Linked DNA regions of Mus musculus: region 1 is linked to region 2. The links are chromatin loops, found by intact Hi-C in ENCODE. Cell type or tissue: gastrocnemius. All regions are shown on one strand. Links, peaks and the distances in the headings refer to the core of each region. The heading gives the core; the rest is flanking DNA.

Evidence for each region. Hi-C counts contacts between places; a loop is a spot of excess contacts. Peaks named below come from ENCODE experiments on the same cell type or tissue, not always from the same donor. Only the 100,000 strongest peaks of a DNase experiment are listed, where the experiment ranks them.
Region 1: it touches region 2 in a loop (1.9-fold over the local background); 5 of 42 quality-filtered maps call a loop at or near these places.

Annotation. Positions count from the first base shown.
Region 1 is chr15:58,989,856-59,000,306 of GRCm38, forward strand. All of the region lies in intron 3 of Mtss1 (MTSS I-BAR domain containing 1), which reads right to left. Gm41330 (a long non-coding RNA gene) reads right to left here and starts at 4,660. Exons shown (of 2, transcript XR_875365.3): 1 at 4,587-4,660; 2 at 1-1,436. In gastrocnemius, for the core only: no CTCF peak of the experiment used is centred there; DNase peaks (open chromatin) are centred at 2,554, 3,156 and 4,641; H3K4me3 peaks cover 528 bases; H3K27ac peaks cover 3,991 bases.
Region 2 is chr15:59,050,168-59,060,618 of GRCm38, forward strand. It overlaps Mtss1 (MTSS I-BAR domain containing 1), which reads right to left. Exons shown (of 15, transcript NM_144800.2): 2 at 8,194-8,255; 3 at 4,851-4,924. Among named protein-coding and RNA genes, the nearest start is that of Mtss1, 27 kb to the right of the region's middle. In gastrocnemius, for the core only: a CTCF peak has its summit at 4,787; DNase peaks (open chromatin) are centred at 2,889 and 4,870; H3K4me3 peaks cover 416 bases; H3K27ac peaks cover 3,551 bases.

The DNA.
Region 1 (10,451 bases), core at 2,461-7,460, 61 kb before region 2:
GGGAATGAGAGTGGGAGGGTAAGCGCCTTCTCCTGTGGAAGCCGTCTACCAGGCAGGCTTCTGCCGTCAGCAAACCCTTCCCACTCCCCACCCAAACCCACAGAGCAAGAGACTGAAAAAGCCACACAATCATCCCTGGGACTGTGACCTTTAAATGTTTAAGCAGGGATCTACTTAAGTGCTGGGTAAAAAAGCAGGCGATTAGTTTCCACGTGAGTCACAAGATCCCCTCAGTGAAACAATTCAATTAAATATTTAATGCCTTAGGTCTCATCTGAGATGTCGTGAAGATAACCTGATGCACCCTGGCCCGGGTCTCAATTGAGCAAAGGTAGAAAGAGGACCCACACACACACACCAACCCCTCCACTCCGCCTCTCAAAGAGGAAGCACAGCTTTGGGAGAACGGGCCTTTATGAACACAAAAGCCAGGCCTGGTGGGAATGACAGTGACACATCAGTCATCTCTCTGGAACTATTATGGCCGCTTTTCCATGGAAAGTCCTGACTGTCCTTTGGGGAAGTCAGATTCTCGAGCACACTGAACACTGGGCACCAGGCCTGGACCATCTTGTCTCAGGTTACATGTTGCCAGGTGCTGGCTCTCCTCTCTCAGCTAAGACTACCCTCCTCAGCTAGCAATGAGTGAACCAGGGCAGCTGCATGCACACGCACACATGTAACATGGGAGACGTTGGAGAGGTTAGTTGGCATAGCTATAGTAATCATCTCATTATGTCAACCAAAGCTTCTTGTTGTACGCTTGAGGGTGTGTGTGTGTGTGTGTGTGTGTGTGTGTATGCACGTGTGTTCATTATTTTATTTCTGTTTTGTTGAGGCAGAGATTCACACTGCAGGGAAGGCTGGTCTTGAACCGTCTTCTTGACACAACTTCCACAGTGACGGGATTACTAGGCAAGGACTGCCGTGCCCAGATCACTTTAGTTTAGTTATTTTCCCTTTTTTTCTTTTAAAAGACAACGATCCTCAACGTACAGGATATAGAGAGGCCTAAGGCAAGGTCAGGGACTGACCTTACTCTAACAAGGAGTAAGAACAGTTCAACCCCATTGGCCTTTACCAGTTCTTCTAGGGGGGTTGGATGAAGCATTCAAGTGAATAATCCCCAAAATTGGATTATTCAAACCCTCTGAAGCACTGTAATAATAACATAAGCGTCCCCTTAGCGTGGCTCCTTCAAAATATGTTCATCCTGCTGGAGATGCTTAACGCCAACCTTATTTGTTGTCATGGGAACCCCACGGAACGTTCATCTTCTTACAAAGACCCCATGCAAGGCCGCAGCGTGTGCTCACATGCGCGCACACACATTAAACCTGCCCTGCTTCCCAGATGTTTCCCATTAATGTAGCGATCACTCACCTTTGCAAGCAGCTGCCTGGAACGGCTGCCGCGACTGGAAAACGCCACCTTCCCTGTTTTAGTAAACATAAGTAAATCTCATTTCCTAAAATAGTTTTGTGCTCTGACTGTCCCCCTAAAACCTCTCAGCGGCATACTGGACATTTGCTGACTCGGCAAATGGGCTCAAAGGAAGAAGCGTGTGGAGCCAAGCACTCACACCTGGCTTAAAAACAGAGCCCCTCATACGCAAAGCACCCCGAAAACATGGCCATCTTGCACTTCAGGGTGCAAACGGGAAGGGTCTATGTGTTGAGGGTATGGGCCATCGTTTCCTGTGGGCAGGCTGAAATGAGCTGAAAACCAGAGTTTCACATCAGCACATGTAGTTACTCCTGCATATATTCAAGGAGGCCTGTTGCTGTTACCATGCAGGATCTGTATAAGGCAAAAGAAGTCCCTGCTCTCAGCAACTGGACCAGAGTGGGTGAGGAGGAGGCATGCACACACTATTTGCTCTCTACTGGGAGAGTGCGCCAAACCTAACGCAGAGTTCAGAGGGCAGAAGAATACAGGGTTTTTGAGCAGGGAATGGGCTTCCCAGAGAGTTCTCAGCCCAGGCTGAGAAAGGAAAAATCAGGCAAGGCATGGATTAGATTAAGAGAGGGTGGGTGACTTGAAGGGGTCTGGACCCAGGTAAATGATAGCCATTAACAGATTGGGGGGGGGGGGGGGGAGGCCTGGAGAGTGGCTGCTCTTCCAGAGGTCCTGAGTTCAATTCCCAGCAACCACAACAACCATCTATAATGAGATCTTGTACCTTCTTTTGGCCTGCAGAATGTCCATGCAGGCAGAACACTGTATACATAATAAATAAATCTTGGGGCGGGGCGGCTGACTCAGGAGAGACCTTGGGAATGGTATTTTAGGTGATGTGGTATCTGGAGGTTGAGAGAAAGGCAAGCTTGCCACTGGAGGCCCACGTAACCTCCACCTGGGACCACCACCCACCCCCCCAACACACACACACATACACACACACACACACACACACACACACACACACACACAGATGCAAAAATCTGGAGGAGGCTGCTTGGGTTGGCTGCATCTCAGGGGCCATGAGGACAGCCAAATATCCTCCAAACTGTGCCAGCCACATGGACGGCCCTGTCATAAATGTCTGTTCAGATGAACGGAGAGCAATCAGAAAGCCCTGGAAATGGGCGTCTGACGAGGTGGACTTGCCCAGCATGGGGAGGATAGACGAGAATGAATCAGGTCTTTCTACAAAGCCGTTCGCCACCTCCACATTCAAATGGCAGAAGTCTGGCAAGCACCTGAAAAGCCTCCTGACGCACGCCACAGCTATTTCATAGAGAAATGTTCCTCTCCCCGCGCCTGTATTTTCCCAGTGACAGACAGACGTTGGCAATTGGAACAACACATGGCCCTGAGTCTGTCAGGCCCTGAGTGCTTGGATTCCTGATCTAAAAATGTCACTCTATCCTTTTCAGGGAAATGGCTTTCTAGGCAGAGCTCTGGGCTTTGGAGCCTCAAAGGAGAACGAGGGAAAAGACATCATGCAAAGAGCCCACACCCTTGTCTAGGGGCCAGTACTGCTGCTGCCCTGGATCCGCCTCTCAATAGCTGCACAGTGCAAGCAAACATCAGCCCTTTCTGAGCCTCAGCAGGCTCGTCTGTCAAGCGGAATACACAAACCTACATCGTGTATTATGAGGAGGGAGAGCCTAAGCTCCTTCGCAGGTACACATATGTCATTGCATATATGTCAATGCTGAGCTGTCCACGAAGGATGTTGTTGCACAGCAGGGAGCTGAACCCTTCTCAACCACCCATTGAAGACACGAGCTTACTCTTGAAAGGTGAAATTAGCCGGGCGGTGGCGGTGCACGCCTTTAATCCCAGCACTTGGGAGGCAGAGGCAGGCAGATTTTTGAGTTTGAGGACAGCCTGGTCTGCAAAGTGAGTTCCAGGACTGCCAAGGCTACACAGAGAAACCTTGTCTCGAAAAAAGCAATATATATATAAAACTTTAGGCAAGGTTTCTGAGGACTGGCTTGCAGTTCTTTGACATGGGATAACGTTATTTGGGTTTTTTTGTTTGTTTGTTTTGTTTTTTTAAAACAAAGTCCAAATGGAACAGACCATAAACTAGCAAGACAATACTACCCCACCCCACCCTACCCCCATATAGTTCAGTACCTGACTGAAAAGGCCAGCTACGACAGCCCTGCACAAAGCCTGCAGCTCTGGGGGTTGCTGTGGAGGAGCCCTGATGCTCCAGCCCAGAGCACAGCTGCACTCTCTTCACATGCATCACAAAGTCACCTTCATTTCCTTGGAAACAGACCCCGGGCAAAGTTGGAGAGTGGAATGTCTGCCTTTAAGAATTGCATCCTTGGGCTGGAGAGATCTCTTAGCAGTTACGAGCATTGACTGCTCTTTCAGAGGTCCTGAGTTCAATTCCCGGCAACCACATTGTGACTCACAACCATCTGTAATGAGATCTGACACTCTCTTCTGGTGCTGTCTGAAGACAACAACAGTGTACTTATTTTCAACCAGAGTGAGCAGAGGTCCTAAATTCAATTCCCAGCAACCACATGAAGGCTCACCACCTTCTATACAGCTACAGTGTACCCAAATACATAAAAAAAATAAATTTTTTAAAATTGCATCCTCACCATGTTTCTACCCAGAAAAATCTAGGCATCAGATTTAGCATCTACGACTTAGCTCCTTGCCTCCTGGTGGGGAGAACTTCCTCTGGTGAGACATAAACTAATGTCTTCCATTGTATGATAGAGCACCACCACCAAACAAACAAAGTACAAGCCCAACCTGGGGAGTCATGATGTTTATTGAGCATAGATGAGAAGTGCCAAGCTGGGCGTGGTGGCACACGCCTTTAATCCCAGCACTCGGGAGGCAGAGGCAGGCGGATTTCTGAGTTCGAGGCCAGCCTGGTCTACAAAGTGAGTTCCAGGACAGCCAGGGCTACACAGAGAAACCCTGTCTCGAAAACCTCCCCCCCCCAAAAAAAGTGGCTTACAGGAGTATAGGTCACCCCCCTAAGCAGCTGCACTACTAGAGTCTCACTCCAGCTCTTTCCTATAGCTGCACCCACATCTCCACTGACCTTCCATATACTAGACACTCCAGTACTCCTCAAGACCACACGTCCCACTGTACAGACTCACATAGGCTGGGTGGAGAGACACGGGAGGGAGACGCTGGAATCTCAGGCAGGGAGCCAATGACCCTCCCAGCTGCTCCTCCTTCTGTGAGGGAGGGTCACCAGCCAGCAGCCTGGATCTCTGGAATGTCTTGCAAGTTAAGAGAGCAGTTTTCATGACAGCTCTCCATACACCTACTACCTCACATCCTAGATGGCTCTAGGGCCAATTAAGTGACAATGTAGTCTATGACTGTGGCATCTACTGTATGCAGCCGGAAACCAGAGTGCAGAAAAATTATCCAAAGGGAGGTTTTAATTCAAAAAGACAAAATGCCAGGGCCAGGCCACTTAACCAAGCTCCGTAATGCAAAGGGTGATGATAATAAAATTTCCTGAAAGGACAGAACAGAAGACAGGCCACAGCAGACCCAAAGAACTGGGGGAGGTATGGGAGTCTTAATTTTACACGGGGGTAGGAGGACGGGGGTTGGCATCATAGAGACAGTGTGAGTGTGGAAATCAGAGAACAACGTAAAGAACTAGGCTTTCGCCATTCACACCACATGGGTTTCAGGAATCAAACTCAAGTAGTTTGGCTTGGCAGCAAGAACCTTTAACTCCCAAACCATCTCCCCAACCCTAGCTAGAGGGGTCATTCAAGATTGGAGTTATTTCTCACTACCCCAAACCACTCTAAGTGTCATTAGCTCTTTTGAGGATGTTCTAGGGGCACGCTATAGGGCACTGATAAGATTCTGCCAGAATGCTGAGCGAAAGACTGATCCCACGGTGGAGGCTGCCCCAGTCCAAAGCACCGTGTGAAGCACGAAGTCAGCCTCAGAGCGGCAGGCGGACACGGAGTGGGGCTCTAGCGATACTCCACCAATGGGCAGTTTGGTGGGAGGCATGCCACTTGCCTGTGGGAGGCATCAAGGTAATCTCCTACTGGCTGGAATGGCAAAGACCAGAAGAGGACCCATCAGAAGCCTTTGTAGAGACTCCTGCCTGTATACCTCACCCTCTGGGTATCACCCTAACCTCTGCAGCAGTGGACGAGAGGGCAAGGCAGAAAGACCACATCTCCATGGTGACAGTCCTAGGCTGAGACATGCTGACCCAGCTCAGACCAAGGCCTCCCTGGGCAGCAGGGCGCAGTGACTCCTGAGCCAGTAGTTTGGTCCCAGCCATCACAGCCTGCATATGAGGAGGGTTGGAGAGACACGGTGTGATATTGCTTCATTTATCTCATTTACTAAGAAGCACCCGTGTGGCCCGTGTCAAGGTGCATGTAGAAGCCTTTCCGGGATCTGCAGAGACTCCCTCCAGTGATCAAAGGGAAAAGAGAACCCATCTTGGTTTCCCCTATGACACTGAACATGAGGTTCTGACACAGGTATCTCCAGAGCTCAATGCTGCCTCAAGACCTAGAATCGTAGCATGCTACTTAAAATAGCTCAGCTACTCAGCCCTTAAGGCACGAGGGATGGCTGAGAGAACGCAGGTCAGACTGAGACATTAGCAGAGTGCCCGCTTAGGCACCTGTTCCCATGACACTACAAAGCTCCTCTCTGCGGCATAAAGTAGAAGCAGAAGGGACAGCCAGGTCCTCAGGGCAAGGTCAAAGGAGGAGAATGTGTGTTAGGGTCAGGGCTCACGTCAGAACTGCCAGACTCCAGCTCTGTAACAGAGAGCCCACATAGCAAGGAGAGGGAAGTAACATGGACCCAGGGACTTAGATGAGAATACTAAAGAGGAGTCATGGGGGGAGGGGGGGCACGGAGGTGGGATCAGCAATTTGCTGGAGTTGGGGTTATTATATCCTTAGGATTACTGAGTGAGGCGGCTCAAGAGCAAAAGCATAGGTGAGAGGTGAGAGGTGAGAGGTGAAAGGCCCTGGGTGCCAGTGTGAGGCGTCTGAACTGCCACAGGCCTCTGGGAGCCCAACAAACCCTAACGCCAGAGAAAGAGCTACTGCTACTTACTGATGCTTCCTGGGAGAATGACAGGAAGAGGCCATGGAAAGAGAGAGGATGCATAGAACAGGGTACCAAGGGCACTGATGCTGGGATGGGGGGGTGGGGGGGGCAGCGGCACACGTCCTATCTTCTGGGAGACCTGATTTTCCAGGATGCCTACCATCCCTGGACTTCCTACTGCCCCCACCACAGTCACTAGGACACAGCACAAATTACTTCTTCCAATTAAGCTACCACCACAGGATGCTAAATATGATGTACACCGGCGGGGGGGGGGGGGGGGGGGGCGGGGCGGGGCTTCCTAGCCCCAGATGGCATTTATGGCCTTCATCAGTAAGAAGGCTTGTCTCTTGCTCTCCAGGGTTTAAACATGTAGATGTCGAACCTCAAGCAACAGCCTCTGCCCCCATAGGCCCCCAGAGGCCTTCACGGGTCCCCTTAGGCCCCAGAGGCTCCCTCAGGCTCTCATGGCCCCCCTCAGGCTCCTGTAGGCTCCCTCACTTCCCCCCTCCCATCCCCAAGCCATTGTGATAGGCACTCTGAGGAAGGGCAGGAAGGAAATAAGAGCAGAGCCTATAGAGACCAGGCTATGCTATGCTCACTTTCAAGCCCACTGTCCTGAAGGCTTTGGGGATGCCAGTCAACAGCCAAAGTCAAGGTTGATAGCATTTACCCAGTATCAGCAGCACAGCCATTTTATCAGCTCAGTCACAGTGAAGGCTAGCCACCAAGGCCATGTGATGGGCCACACCCTGCCAGAGGCACTGTGTGAAATCTCACTTAATCTTCATAACTATTTTATATGGCTGCTACTGCGAGGCCGGGCAGACACGGACTTCAAGTCCATCTGGTACCAGCGACTGTCTTGCTATTATACCTCACTACACTCTGGATCTGACAGACACTTGTCTTACAGAATCCTAATATCTACAGCAAGCAGGGGCTCTTCTCTTGGGAGGGGGGCTTCAGTTATAGTGGCCCCAGAGCACTGAGAACCGGGACAGTGGGCGGGATGGAAAGAAGGCTAGGAAAGTTTTAATACAGTGTATGAAAACTGTTCTATCCTATTAGTAGTAGTTGAACTTTCACTGTGTCTAATTTGCAAATTAAACTTTATCATAGATATATATAGAGAGAGATAGATATAGATGAGATAGAATATACATTTCAGTACTTTTCTATGGTTTCTATATGTTTAGGTGGGAATGGGGAGAGAGTTCTCATTTTATTCATCAAGAGGGCAAGGAAGGAAATGAGCTAATAATGTGAGCTCACATATACAGTCTTGGGCCTTGGGGTGATAATTTAGTCAATGGCAGGATGGTGGTCTCATAAAAGGTTGCGACCTAGAGACACCATGGCCACCTTATTTTGTGTAAGCACACTCTAATGCTCACACAATGACAACCTGACTAACAACACACACATCCCGAGGCAACGCATGCGACAGTGAGCACTCAAAAGCCAGAGCCACGCTGGAGTACTGCGTGCATGGCCGATCCTCTCATCCTTCTAACTACTGTGTGAGTAAGTGCCGGGGCGATGTCCATTACATATAAATGGAAGCGTGACTCGCGATTAAGTCATTTACAGCTCCCAGTTATGGAATTACACAGCTGGATCTGGAGCTCTATGGACACCTGACACTGCAGCCTACGTATGATGTGACCGATGTGACCGTATGATGTGACCGATGTGACCGTTGACTGTGGCTGGCTTTGGCAGGCGCCTCCCATCCGAGGCACCAACTGTGGAGGCATGTGAGAGCCCCCAAGTAAGTGGCTTCCGGGCCTGTGGGAGACTGACTGGGCGAGTAGTCATCACACAGAAGTCCATGGCCCTGTCTTCACCTGCCTAGAGAGCAAGTTGTTGTTTTGTTCCCCTGGACACCACAAGCAAAGCCTCCCTCGAACCCCAGAGGAGCAAGGGGTCTCCCATATGAAGTCACCTTATTAATTAGTGCTCGCTGCTTTAATTGTGATCTTTTAAATGCATGCTACGCACATCACGCAGTCCTAAGCAGATCCCTGCTGCCCGGGGGGCCGCTGACTCACCACCCAGGGGGTCAGCGAGGACAGACGTGGGAAGGCGCAGCTCCGTGCACCAGGCCCTGCTCACTCAGTTCTGCCTGAGGCTCCCTTCAGCACTTCATCTGTGTCTTGGAATAAGAGTCCTCTTTTAAAAACGTTCCAGACCGTTCACACACATTGATAATTGTCCCAGAAATAATGACGAGGGGCAGGAAGCCACCTTGCATCCTCCCCCAGAGAGGGCACTGTCAGAAGTGACCTGTATGAGCCCTCGTTCCAAAAGGGCTGTGGACCCTGCAGACTCCAATCTAACTGACCTGAGGCAGTGGCATTAAATGGGGGCCACTGTCCTCTTGAGAAGCCATCTGTCAGCAGAGTCATCAAGAAATGACTTTGGGCCTGGGCTATTCCTCCGGCTGTCAACCATGTGGGGACTAAATTGAGGTGGGGTTGGTGCAGAAACAGGGAAAGAATTGGAATTCCTGTGGGAGAAGGAAGGGCAGGGAGGGAAGAGAGGGTCAGAAGCCACTGACTTAGCTTCTCCTGAGCATCCTCCATCTTCTCACAGCAACTCTAAGAAGAGGGCGAGGGTGTAGGATGATGATGTCAGGAAATGGGGTCTCCAGCAAGGCAAGAAGGCTCCTCCACCTCTCCCTCCGCCTTGTGGGGTTTTAACAAGACCCGGGCACTTGAAAAGAAACCGGAGTTGTGCCAAGAACACGGGCTTTGGAACACTCTGGGCCCAGGCCCAGCAAGTACACAGTGTGCGTGCTATGTGATCCCAGGTAGTCAGGTGGCCCCAGCCTTCGTAGTTCCCGGATACAAGGTGTCGGGCATGAGGCGACACATGCCCACCATGAGATCCAATAGAAACGAGTAGTGCAGGAGACGTGTCTGGTGGCACTGCGAGCCAGAACCCAAGTGCCAATTCCCACCTCTCATTTCTTTCATAATCCTGGAAACCTTTGGCTCGAGTGTTCTAGAACACTTGCTTGGTGTGTCGTAATGCTCAGCTGCCCACCAACGTGTTCCTGAATCAAGCAGAAAGCCCTGAAGTTAAGCTCCTAACCCATGCCTAGAGCCAAAAGTACAGTTGAGTAAGAAAAGATAATAATGACTAAGGGTAGAGTGTAAAAATTTCATCAGCAGACACACCATAGTCCCAGCCCACGCTCCAAGGTCTTACCCTTGCTTCGAGAATACACGTGCATGCGCATGCACTCCGAACTGAAGTTGAAGGCAAGAGGGGAGCTGCCAGGGAAACAGGGAGGCCAGGGAAGGTCGTCTGGACCTCGATTCCAGGAAGGCTTGGCGTTTCTGAGGACAGCTAAGCTGTCTCTCCACTGACACAAAATGTCCTTTACTCTCCAGAGTCAGCAAACATAGTGAGCTGCTTTCATAACAGGGCTCTGCCACACCTTGAAGAGCATGTACCTAGCCAGGCGTGCAGAAGCCCCGGTACTGGTACACTGGCCAGATCAGGTCCTGCTGGCACTGCATCCCCCAACCCCCACCCCTTCCGCTAACCTTGATGTTCCTTTATGTTCCCAGACTTGGATGACAGCCCCAGTGCACAGGTGACCTCAAGCTGTGGTCAACCAGCTCCATGCTGCACCTCATCCCAAGCTGGTTGTATCTGTCAAGATGTCTTTCTTGGCTTCTCTTTATCTCAGAGCCACTGTCAGGGCTCTTGTCAGGAAAGCCCTCGGCCTCCCAGCTCCCATCTACCCACAACTAGAGCCACCTTCAGCATGGGTCCTCTGCCAACTTCCCCCAGGGACCTTGTCTCATCATGCCCTCTAAAGGTGATGGTGGAGAGACCATGGCTCCCTCCATGGCCCAGCCATGAGGCCAGAGCTCGAGCTGCAGCTAATAGGACAT
Region 2 (10,451 bases), core at 2,683-7,682:
CCCCAGCACATACGGCCGTCTGCCGCAGCATACTTACTGAGAAGCCTTCCATTTGCTTGCCTTACTTTTCTTTCCTCGGTCTGTAAGTAACTGACCCTGACAAACGCATACTCCTGAGACAGCCACAAAAATCAAAGACAGTTAAGACCTACCAACTAATTTTGTTGTGGCCAGTGAATCTGAAGAAAGACAGCATGTTCAGAGTTTACATAAATAAGATGTTAATTCCAGAGTATAAACTAAGCACATAGAATTGTGCCTATTGCCAATAAACTCAAATTCCATCATTTCATGATACACATTATATATGTATATATTATATAAATAATATATACATGAGATTAATCAAGTTATATGATTTTATTTAGAAAATCAGTATCAAAATGGAGTCCAGATTTCAATATTGTAAACAAGGTAAGCATATTATGAAAATTGATTTTTATCCACATAGTAACTACTTGTGGAAGATTTTCATAAATTTTGTTAATAACTCATGCTAAAACACCTCATGAGAATGACAACAAACCTTTCAGAGCTCTTTCCTTTGAGAAATAACACAAAAATGTGAATATTCTGGAACCAGAAACCTAGTTAAAATTATCTTGGCATTCTGAATACTAGCCCAATAGAGATGTGCTTCTACAGTTAGTGTCCGCAAACGGTGCAGGTGTGTGAGATGCGTGCAGAGAGGCTCCAAGAGAAAGCAACGCAGGACAAGGAGACGTCAGGGCTCAGCTCAATGGAATGGCTGCACTACAGTTGAAAGTTCCAAGACAGGCAAGGCTACATACACAAAGAAGAGAAGAGAAGAGAAGAGAAGAGAGAAGAGAGAAGAGAGAAGAGAGAAGAGAGAAGAGAGAAGAGAGAAGAGAGAAGAGAGAAGAGAGAAGAGAGAAGAAGAGAAGAAGAGAAGAAGAGAAGAAGAGAAGAGAAGAGGAAAAGACAAAAAGCAACACTGACAGAGATGCATAGAAAGGAACTCTTCCCTGTGTATATAGAAACATAAATTAGTACAGTCACTTGGAGGACCACAGAGGTTCCTCAAATATTAAAAATAGAGCTAGCATATGATCTAGCAAGGCCCCCTGAGTAATATTTAAAGGGAAGGAAATTGCATGTGGAAGACACATCTGTAGCTATTTATAGCAGTACAGTTCTCAGCGGTCAAGAAACAGACACTGTCAGCCAAAGGGGGGAAATATGGTACAGATATTCAATGGCCCTGAACTCAGGGCTGGAGAGATGGCTCAGCAGTTAAGAGCACTGATTGCTCTTCCAGATGTCCCAAGTTCAATTCCCAGCAACCACATGGTGGCTCACAACCATCTGTAATGGGATCTGATGACCTTTTCTCGTATGTCTGAAGACAGCTACAGTGTACTCATATATATATAATAAATAAATAAATCTTAAAGGAGGGAGGGAGGGAGGGAGGGAGGGAGGGAGGGAGGGAGGAATTGGACATAGAATGGTGGTTACCGGGGGGCTGGGGAAGGAAGGCTGATGGGGAAAGGCGAATGGTACTAAGATAGTTAGACAGAGATGTGACACTCTGCTGTGCTACCTCATAGTATGGTGGCAGTAGATGGCATAGATTGTATCTCAAAAAACTAAAGAAGAGACAAAGGAGGAAGAGAAAGACATGGGTTGGGGGAGAAGAGGGTGGAGGGGAAGGGAGGGCAGAGGAAAACAGGAAGGGAGGGGGCAGTGGTAACTCTCTTTTACCAACTTCTAACTAGAGAGATGTTTAAACACTACATCTAAAGTCTCCGAGCAAAAGAGCCAGCCTGGGAGATACTCTTTCAGCACAGTAAACGGCTCTGAGCCCCCTTAAGCTCACACGTGAACAGCCTTCTACACACTCATCCTGTCCGTGGTGACACACAGACCACTAAGATAGGTCACTCGTCTGGAGAGCCAGCACTGCCGCCCAACCATGAGGAGCTGAGTTTGGATCCCAGCAACCATACAAGCCGGAGTGTGGTGGCAGGCACCTCTAAGGCTAGAACTGGGACACAGGCAAAGACAGGCGGACCCTAGAGTCACCAGCCAGAAAGACAGGCTGAAATGATGAGATCAGTGTGGGAGGAAGACACCTGCTATCGACCTCTGACCTTCATATGAGGCACAGCCACAGGCATACCGGTATACATAAATATGGACATACGTACTAAGCACATAACAAAATTAAGATGAGAGCAACACACACACACACACACCAGACATTCATAGATGTACAAGCATTGCCCGCACCACAGCCTGTAATGGCAAATACCTAGGGAAGATACAAATCCAGCCACAGAATAATAATTAGAACTCGCTCTATCCAGGCACTGGAAGTCCATTTGTCTACTAGACACAGCGAGGCGCATCTACAGGCGACGGCGAGGAACGGTATCGGTACCGTAGTGTGGAGCAGAAGCCAAGGGGCTTCAACGTTTCCCAGGAGTGGCCATCTGAGGAGGCGTATGCAGAATCACATACACACTGAGGGTGACAAAAATGATTACCAAGGACATTAAACCTAATCTCTAAGAGGGGCAAGGCTAAATGCAGTTTTTAGATTTTTTTTTTTTTTGTAAAGAGTACAATTTTTTTTTTTTACTAAATTAAATTGTTGGAATAAGGAGTACTTCCAAGTTTCTCATACCATCACCATGGAAACAGCTCATATCAGCCATATATTCTTTAAGGCATACAGGTTCCCACATCCAATAAAAGAAAGCAACCACACTTTGGATTCTAAACTGTACTGCAAAAACAACCTGAAACCAAATGTCTTAAAGATACATCACACAGGAGTCTGTTCACAGTGACACACAGGCCGACAGCAGCAGACATCCCCACCTCCCCAGCCCCCAAGCCTGGCTCTGACCCATTACCTCCACTGAGAGCCTCTTCCTGCTTCTCTTCCAACAGTTGCCGTTTCCCCTCCCCTGGAAGCATGAGAATTTCCAGGCCCTCCAATCCCCTCCCCGCCCCCCCAAGAGGGACTCTGGGAGCAGCCTCTTCAAAACCACAGGTTCTTCCCACAGGAAATTATAGACAATCGGGGTCACCCTTCCTGCTGCCCCTTCAGGACCCACCCAGTAATTTAACAGGAAAGTCTAAAAACATGCTCTGAATTCTAGATCCTTGAGAATGTAATCCCACGCTGGGCAGGAGGCTCACAGTGGTCATCCCAGCACCCAGGAGGCAGAAGCAGGAAGACCGGAAGTTCAAGGCCATCCTCAGATGCCTTCAAAGGCACTCAGTCTTGGCTACTTAAGACTGTCTCAAAAAAGAGAAGGCTCAGCAGGTAATTTCGGCTGCTGCCAAAGATGGGACCCACTCGTTAGAAACAAGAGAACCAACTCCTGCAAGCTGGCTTCTGGCCTCCACACACACCACGGCACTTGCACAAAGTAGATAACGCATGTATGACTGACAGTTCCAGACACGGCTGAGGGGGGAAGGAGAGACACCACACGGATGGACAGTCAGTCACATTTTCACAACAGCAAACATCGGTTTGCATGTTAAGCTCCTTTAGAATCCAGGTTCCCCAAGGTTCTACAACAGGTACATCTAAGCTAAGTCATTTTAAAGGCATTTCAAAATTACATGGGTTAGTTAGTACCTTCACCACACAGACAAACCAGGTTAAGGAAGTCTGATGCTTGACGTCACGGTCGTATTTCCATGGGAATGTTTTTGGGATGCGGTTGGCGTCTCAGAAAGGAGGAGAAATGGTACTTCCCCTGGGAAAATGTCCCTGATTCCCTGGCACCAGGTTAATTGCTCACTTTCCGATATTCCCCTGGTGCTGTGAGCTTCGGCTATTACCTTACCACACATACTATTTCTGCACAGGCACTCTTTATTTACACATCTCAGTCTCCCTACTCAACGGTGTGCCTTTTGGGGACAAGGGGGAGGCATATTGGCTCTTGTGGTCCCGTGACAGTCCTGCAACAAAAGGAGCTGGAGTCTCAATCTATAAATATTTAATTAAGTGCCCACCGCCGGTTGTGATGAACCACTGGAGGTATGGGAAGGAGCCTCAGCTTTGCACTAAACACCCAAAGTTAGAGCAGGTTCACAGCTATGCAGGTAACGAGGGAGCCCAGCATGACCAGACAAGGAGCAGGCAGACAGAGTGGTTGTATGGGACTGAGAGGAAGGTGGGCCTACACTATCCACTTTCTTCTGGCACCTCTCACATGTCACGAATATTCCTGGGATTCTCTGAAACCATGAAATCTTTTCAAAAGATTTCACCTTCTGGTCACTGCTTTCATAAGCATATTTTAAATATCAGTTAGGCTCTGGACACTCTGTCTAGTGGGGTATCATCAGGACTCTGTCTCTTGTTCACAGGGTCTGCAGCCTAAGACTGGGGACAGAGAGACAGTTACGGCCCTCGAGATACTGGGCCTATCATAAAAGGATTCCTTGTTTGTGGAGAACCCAGGACAGTAGCCACATCATCATCTCCAGGACTTCCCGTTCCAGGAGGTACCATGGGAGAGCCTAAGGCAACCTGCTGGAGGAGTCACAGCAAGACAAAGGTGCAGCTCGAGGCTCTATACTAAGCGTATCCCTCGAGTTACACCCACAGCAAGCCGCCTCATGAAGGAACAGTGGCTCCCTTCCTTTCTTGTCTAGTCTTCACACACACTTCACTATCTGGGGAACTAGTTACAACTTCTAATGTGTGCAACCCCACGGAGTTAAAAATATATGAAAACTGTGAGTCAGCCAGGCTCTGATAACTCGAGCCGTATCTTCTCGGGAAGCCGCCCGGGGGAGAGAGAGAGCCCACGTGCTGGATCCAGTCAGTGCTGGAAGGCAGCCTCCCATCTGCTCACCACGTGTGTTGGTGGCCATGTCAGCCACTTTCTGAAAGGCGTCCAAGAAGGCAGCTGCTGCTACTACTGTTGTCCTGAAATGCAAACAGATAACAAAAGCGTGAGGAATGTCTCCCTGGCAAATTCATCTCAGCTCTTGGGCTAAAGCCTCCGATCCGCAGCAAGCAGAACCCTCCAGGGACGAGAGCTAGCAGGAGATAGCGTTCTCTCCCTAGCACTCAACCCCAAAGGAGGCCTGGCTGTGGAAGCTACCAAGTGAAACTTTAAGCAAAGAAATAAAAGGGAGGGGTTTCTACCCCAAAGAAGAAAGTATCATTAAAGTATAGACAGCACAGGTGACATCTGCTTGAGAGTAGGAAAGTAATTTATGTGCACGTGAACTGGCAGGGAACCAAATCTTGGAGAGCAGAAAGATCAACATTTCACTGCCAAAAAAAAAAAAAAAAAGGAAAACTGAGGCCACAAGTCAAAAGACATTTTAGAGATCACTGGTTCATACCAGAGTGACTGATGACCTGCCACTGTGACTCAAGGCCCAGCTCAACCCACTGCAGACACAGGGTGCTAGCTAGGTACAGCCTTGCTCCCTAAATCTTCAACCATACAAGACTAAAACCCTGGGTTCTGCTTTGTTCAGGCACAGGATGCTCTTTCAGAGGCATCTTCTCAAGTCCTAAAAGCAACACTGGGGAGAACTAAGGCTAGCTCCTGCCTTGGCAATCTCCTTAATCCTTACCCATGCCCGTAAGCACAACCAGATGGACGCACTAGGCACTCGATGACCTACAACATCACGAACTGAGGAATGACCAGGATCCCAACCATGACAAACCAACAAAAGTCCCCTACCAGGCAAGGACTTCAAACCAAATTCGAAGACTGATATAGTCTTCAAGTGTTTATTACATGTCTCCAGTCTCTACTGAACCTTCCTCCTATGAAGGTAAAGTCACTACAAGAAGAAGCCTCGAGACTAGAGTTCGGAATATAGAAAAAGAAATGGTCTGTCTTAAACACAGCAACAGTGTCTGTGGAACAAGAGGTTTCTAGGAGGTCCTTTAAGCCAAATTTCAAAATCAGGTCTGAGAGTTTCTAACAGATCAAGAATATATTCTGCTTAATTTTAAACAAAAGTTCCTCCCTCTCCCCTCTCTCTTCCTCCCTCCCCCTTCCTGCCTGCCTCCCTCCCTCCCTCCCTCCCTCTCTCTCTCACTCACTCACTCACTCACACACACACACACACACACACACATGCACACATGCACACATTTCATGCATATTTTTAAAGTGTTGACATCAACTGCAAACATTGAAAAAGTTACCTCTATCAAACATCCTGAGACTTATAAATAGCTCATTCTGACTTATGATGAATACCTGACAAGCTGGCTTGATTTATTTACTCTCATTCAATTCAATGCCAATCAACCCTATTTTATGGGCCAGCCGTGGACAAGCCTTGCCCATTACAGTCACTGGAGTAGACTTCTACAGCCAATTAAGACACTGGTCAATTTTGAGGACTTAGGAGCTCTTCATGACTGTCACACTGCACTTTCTGGCAGCACAAAGGACATCTTGGCCCTTTACTTGAGCTCACAGCAAATAGGGAACCACCAAGAGCTAGTGAGATGATTCAGCTTAAACACTCCAAGATAGACAGATGTGCTGCGTCTGCGGTGGTAACCGCAGCCTTTCTCCAGGACACAAAATTAAACCCTCACTTGATAAAATGATAAAGAAATGTGCCCTGATCTCAGAAGACCTAGATGGAGGGAGGGGAAGCAGGTACTTCAAAGTCTACCTTGACTTTTACTTTCTATGTTCAAGACCGGCAGTGAGCTCAGCAATTCAGGTCCCACTACTCTCGCCAGCTAAAGGCCAGGAGAATAATCTTTCTCCAGGCCCACACTGAAAGCCCATCACACAATCAGAGGCTGGACAAGAAAAGGAAGCAGAAAGGTAAATGCTTTAGTTCAGGGGGAGACCTCCTTCCTACCAGAGGGATGTTAACCTACGTGCAATAGGCACAGCGGATGAGAAATGGCCAGCAGACCAGGGTAGCCCCATGACAGAAGGCTGGTGAGCCCTTCAGAAGAAGACCCAAACATAACCCAATGAGCTCAGAAATCAAGGAGACTGTCAAGGACCCGGTAACTGGAGAAGGTACATAGCCAGGCCAATATCTACTTGGGGGTCATATAAAAGGCTGCAAATACCACCCCTCCATAGCTAAAGCTAAAGGAACCCCATGCGTTCTTGCCCAGTTCTTCTTGCTACATTCGAGGAGCCATGTACCCCTTATGCTGGGCCACGTACCTCTAGGCAAGAGCTCTGAGCAGCAACCTCTGGTCCGCCCTGGCACGGGCTTAGAAACGACAAGTCACCCTCCCTTGTCTGTCTGTCACCCAGGTGGCTCTTTTTCCAAGAACACCCCTACTCCCCGCTCCACTGCTCTGCCCTCTCATCCAACTCAACACCAGCCAGTCACTCCCCCAAATTTCGCCATCGAGGATTATCCAGATAGTCGTTCTCGGGTGTCCCATGCTTCCCGGGTTAGCCACCAAGCGCAGCCGTATCTCTTCCCACACTGACTTCATAAAGGGTGGGGCTGCAGCATGTGATCATCTGGTCCATCGGAGCATGCGGTAATGGAACAGGCTCACTAGGCCATACGGGCTTCTTAGAGACAACCGGCAGCACCCCTTGTTTGAGCAGCTTCTCCGGGTATAACCTTGAGCCGTAAAACATACTTCTAAGTGTCTAAGCACCTATCTCTGTGGTGTCTAGTAAACCTAGGATTGCGCGGCCCAGCCTACCACTGCCGAGACCCACTCCATGTAAATGGAACCGTATATCAGTCTACACTGGAGCTCTAAACTCTCTATGTGGAAAGACAATACAGGTAGATGAGAACAAACTTGGATTCTGGAACCGGACCTCTCATGTTTACATCGGTTTCTGTCACTAATGGCTTCTCTATGAACGGGCTGTTATCTGTGCCTCTGCTTCCTGACCAGGAAAATGCCTGTACTTAACCTTGTAGGGCTGATATGCCTGGCACCCAGTGGGCGCCATACAAACATTGCCCATTACTACTCTATGGAATCAACTCTAAGAATTCCTACGGTGGGAGGCAGAGCAGACTTGAGTCTGGGTTCACACGGGACTGGGGTGTGAAGGTGGGACGGGAGACTATGAATTGATACGGCTCTAGGTGCCTGCTTCGCGCTTCTCTGTCTGTGACACTTCTAAATTTAAGCCAGACGTGTGTGCCGATCCACCTCCCTCTGTCTTGCCTAAGGATGTCGCCTTCTCCTGTAGAATACACGCGTCTACTCACCGCAGCTGGGACTGTAGCTTTCCGGCTTTGTTTATGAAGTCTTCCCAAACTGGATAGCTCCCCTAGGACAGAACAAAAGCCAGCAATCAGTCACAGTGTGATGAGCCAAGCACCCAATTCCAACCATGCAAGGAACAATCTGCAGATGTGATCCTCCTCTGTAGGGTTCTGTGATATACACACTAGAGACAGGCAATAGCCCTGGAACCGTTTCAGATGTGCCTGTCCCTATAATCTTGCAAATAAACACAGACACCAACAGGAACCTAGCTCCACAAAGCCAAACACCTACACCTTGGAGTCAGCATTTTGTATGAACATGATGGGTCCAAATTTTAAAAATATAGAACATGCCCGGCAGTGGTGGTACACGCCTTTTATCCTAGCACTTGAGAGACAGGCACAGGCAGATCTATCTCTGTGAGTTTGAAACCAGTCTCATCTTCAGATTTCAAACCAGCCAGGGCTAAACAGAGAAATCCTGTCTTGGGGGAAACAAAACAAAACAAAACCAACCAAATCCCAGGATATACAAGGCTCTCTCCTTGGTCACTGGTGCATACAACATGGCTCCATCTACTCTCCTAACTTTGTCACACAGAGCACAAGGAGGGAGCCAGATGACTGAAACCCCTCCTTAGGACAGGTGGCTATCGAGAAGTAGTATCAGCCTATCAGAATCCCAAGGCTCGAAAATAACCTAAATATAGCCACCCAGCTGATGTTTAACCCCGGCATCTTTGTACACTGTGACAACAGGTGGTTTCCCAGCACACTCCAGCAAGGGACACATCCCAAGCCTGGGCCACCTAAGGCAAGCCGTCTGTCCCTGGTGTTCACAGGGCTCTAGGTCTAGCCTTCCAGAAGCGCTCAGAATCAGCACGGATAATCTTTCCTCTGTACTGAACCCTGAAGTCCAATCGTGCGTCTCCAAGGGACCCCACCGCATAGTCACTCCTTATCCTAGAGCACAGCGGGTCTCCTCCTGCTGAGTATAGCACTGACACACAGATGGGTAGGTTCTGATCTGAGCAGGGCAAGCCAGTGTGAAGCCTGCCACCTCCCTCTCAGCACACATTACATATTTACTGAGACGAGTCAGCGTCCACCAAGATGTGACTCTAAACACACCCAGTAGAGGTAAAACATGGGTGGGGATATGCTATTTGTCACTAAACCATTCATTCATAACGTGTGTGTGTGTGTGTGTGTGTGTGTGTGTGTGTGTGTGTGTGTGTCATAGTCCCAGAAGAAGATACAAATGGTAGGCATCTTGACAAGGTAAAAATAGTATTATACCACCTCTTGTTTTTGTAGCTAAGAGGAGAACGGGGCAGGGGGAGCATTAGATTAACCATTATATCTTTCGTCACAGATGTCAAGTCCCAACTGTCTAAAAGTGCAGTCGAGCGCATCTGTGTCATCACCTCCTCATGGCCACCGTGGACCAGTTCCTCCTAACCTCACTGCTGCCTCTCTGCCTCGGCACTGTCAGCGCTCTGGCTGTGTGGATCTCTGCTGTGGTGCTGCCTTGTGCCTCACAGGATAGCAAGCAGCCAGCATCTCTGGCCTCTACCTACCACCGAGATGCCAGAGGTCACCAAGTCCTTGTTATGACCAATGAAATTATCTCTAGACACTGCCAGATATCCTGCGGAGGCCAAATCATCCCTGGTTAAGCACCACTGTCTTAAGACACACCTGAAAACCTACTTCTCTGGTAAAAGAAAAGAGTCTGGCTGCTTGTTCCAAGTTACTTCTTCAGTCAGTTCTTCCCAATACTTAAAAGGAAAAGATTTTTATTTTGAAACGTATATGCATAAGAGATAACACCTTGTTAAAAATTACCTGTGTATATATTTCTCTAGCCATCCATTCTGTCTGAAATGTGCATAGGGGTTACATGGAAAGCTGTCTTATTCTTAAAATGGGTTGCTTCTGCAAGCTAAGATTTGGACCAATATATTGCTTTTTTTTCTTTGTACTTTCCTCTACAGAATGTTGTTTTGTTGTGTTTTTATAAGGGTCATGTATCACTTTAATGAAAACAATAAAGTCATTACATTAAAAAAATTTAAGACCAAATTAGAGGTTCTGGAAACGGTTACGCCATGAATTTCCGAGGAGGCCTAGCCTTGCAGTCTGGTTTGCATATGCTGCTAGCTCCCGCCCAACCGTTCTGCAATGGTGCATCTGGGACGCGCTTGGTCTCTTCTCTGCCATTTGCTCCCACGGAAAGCTGAGCTGCACCAGGGCTC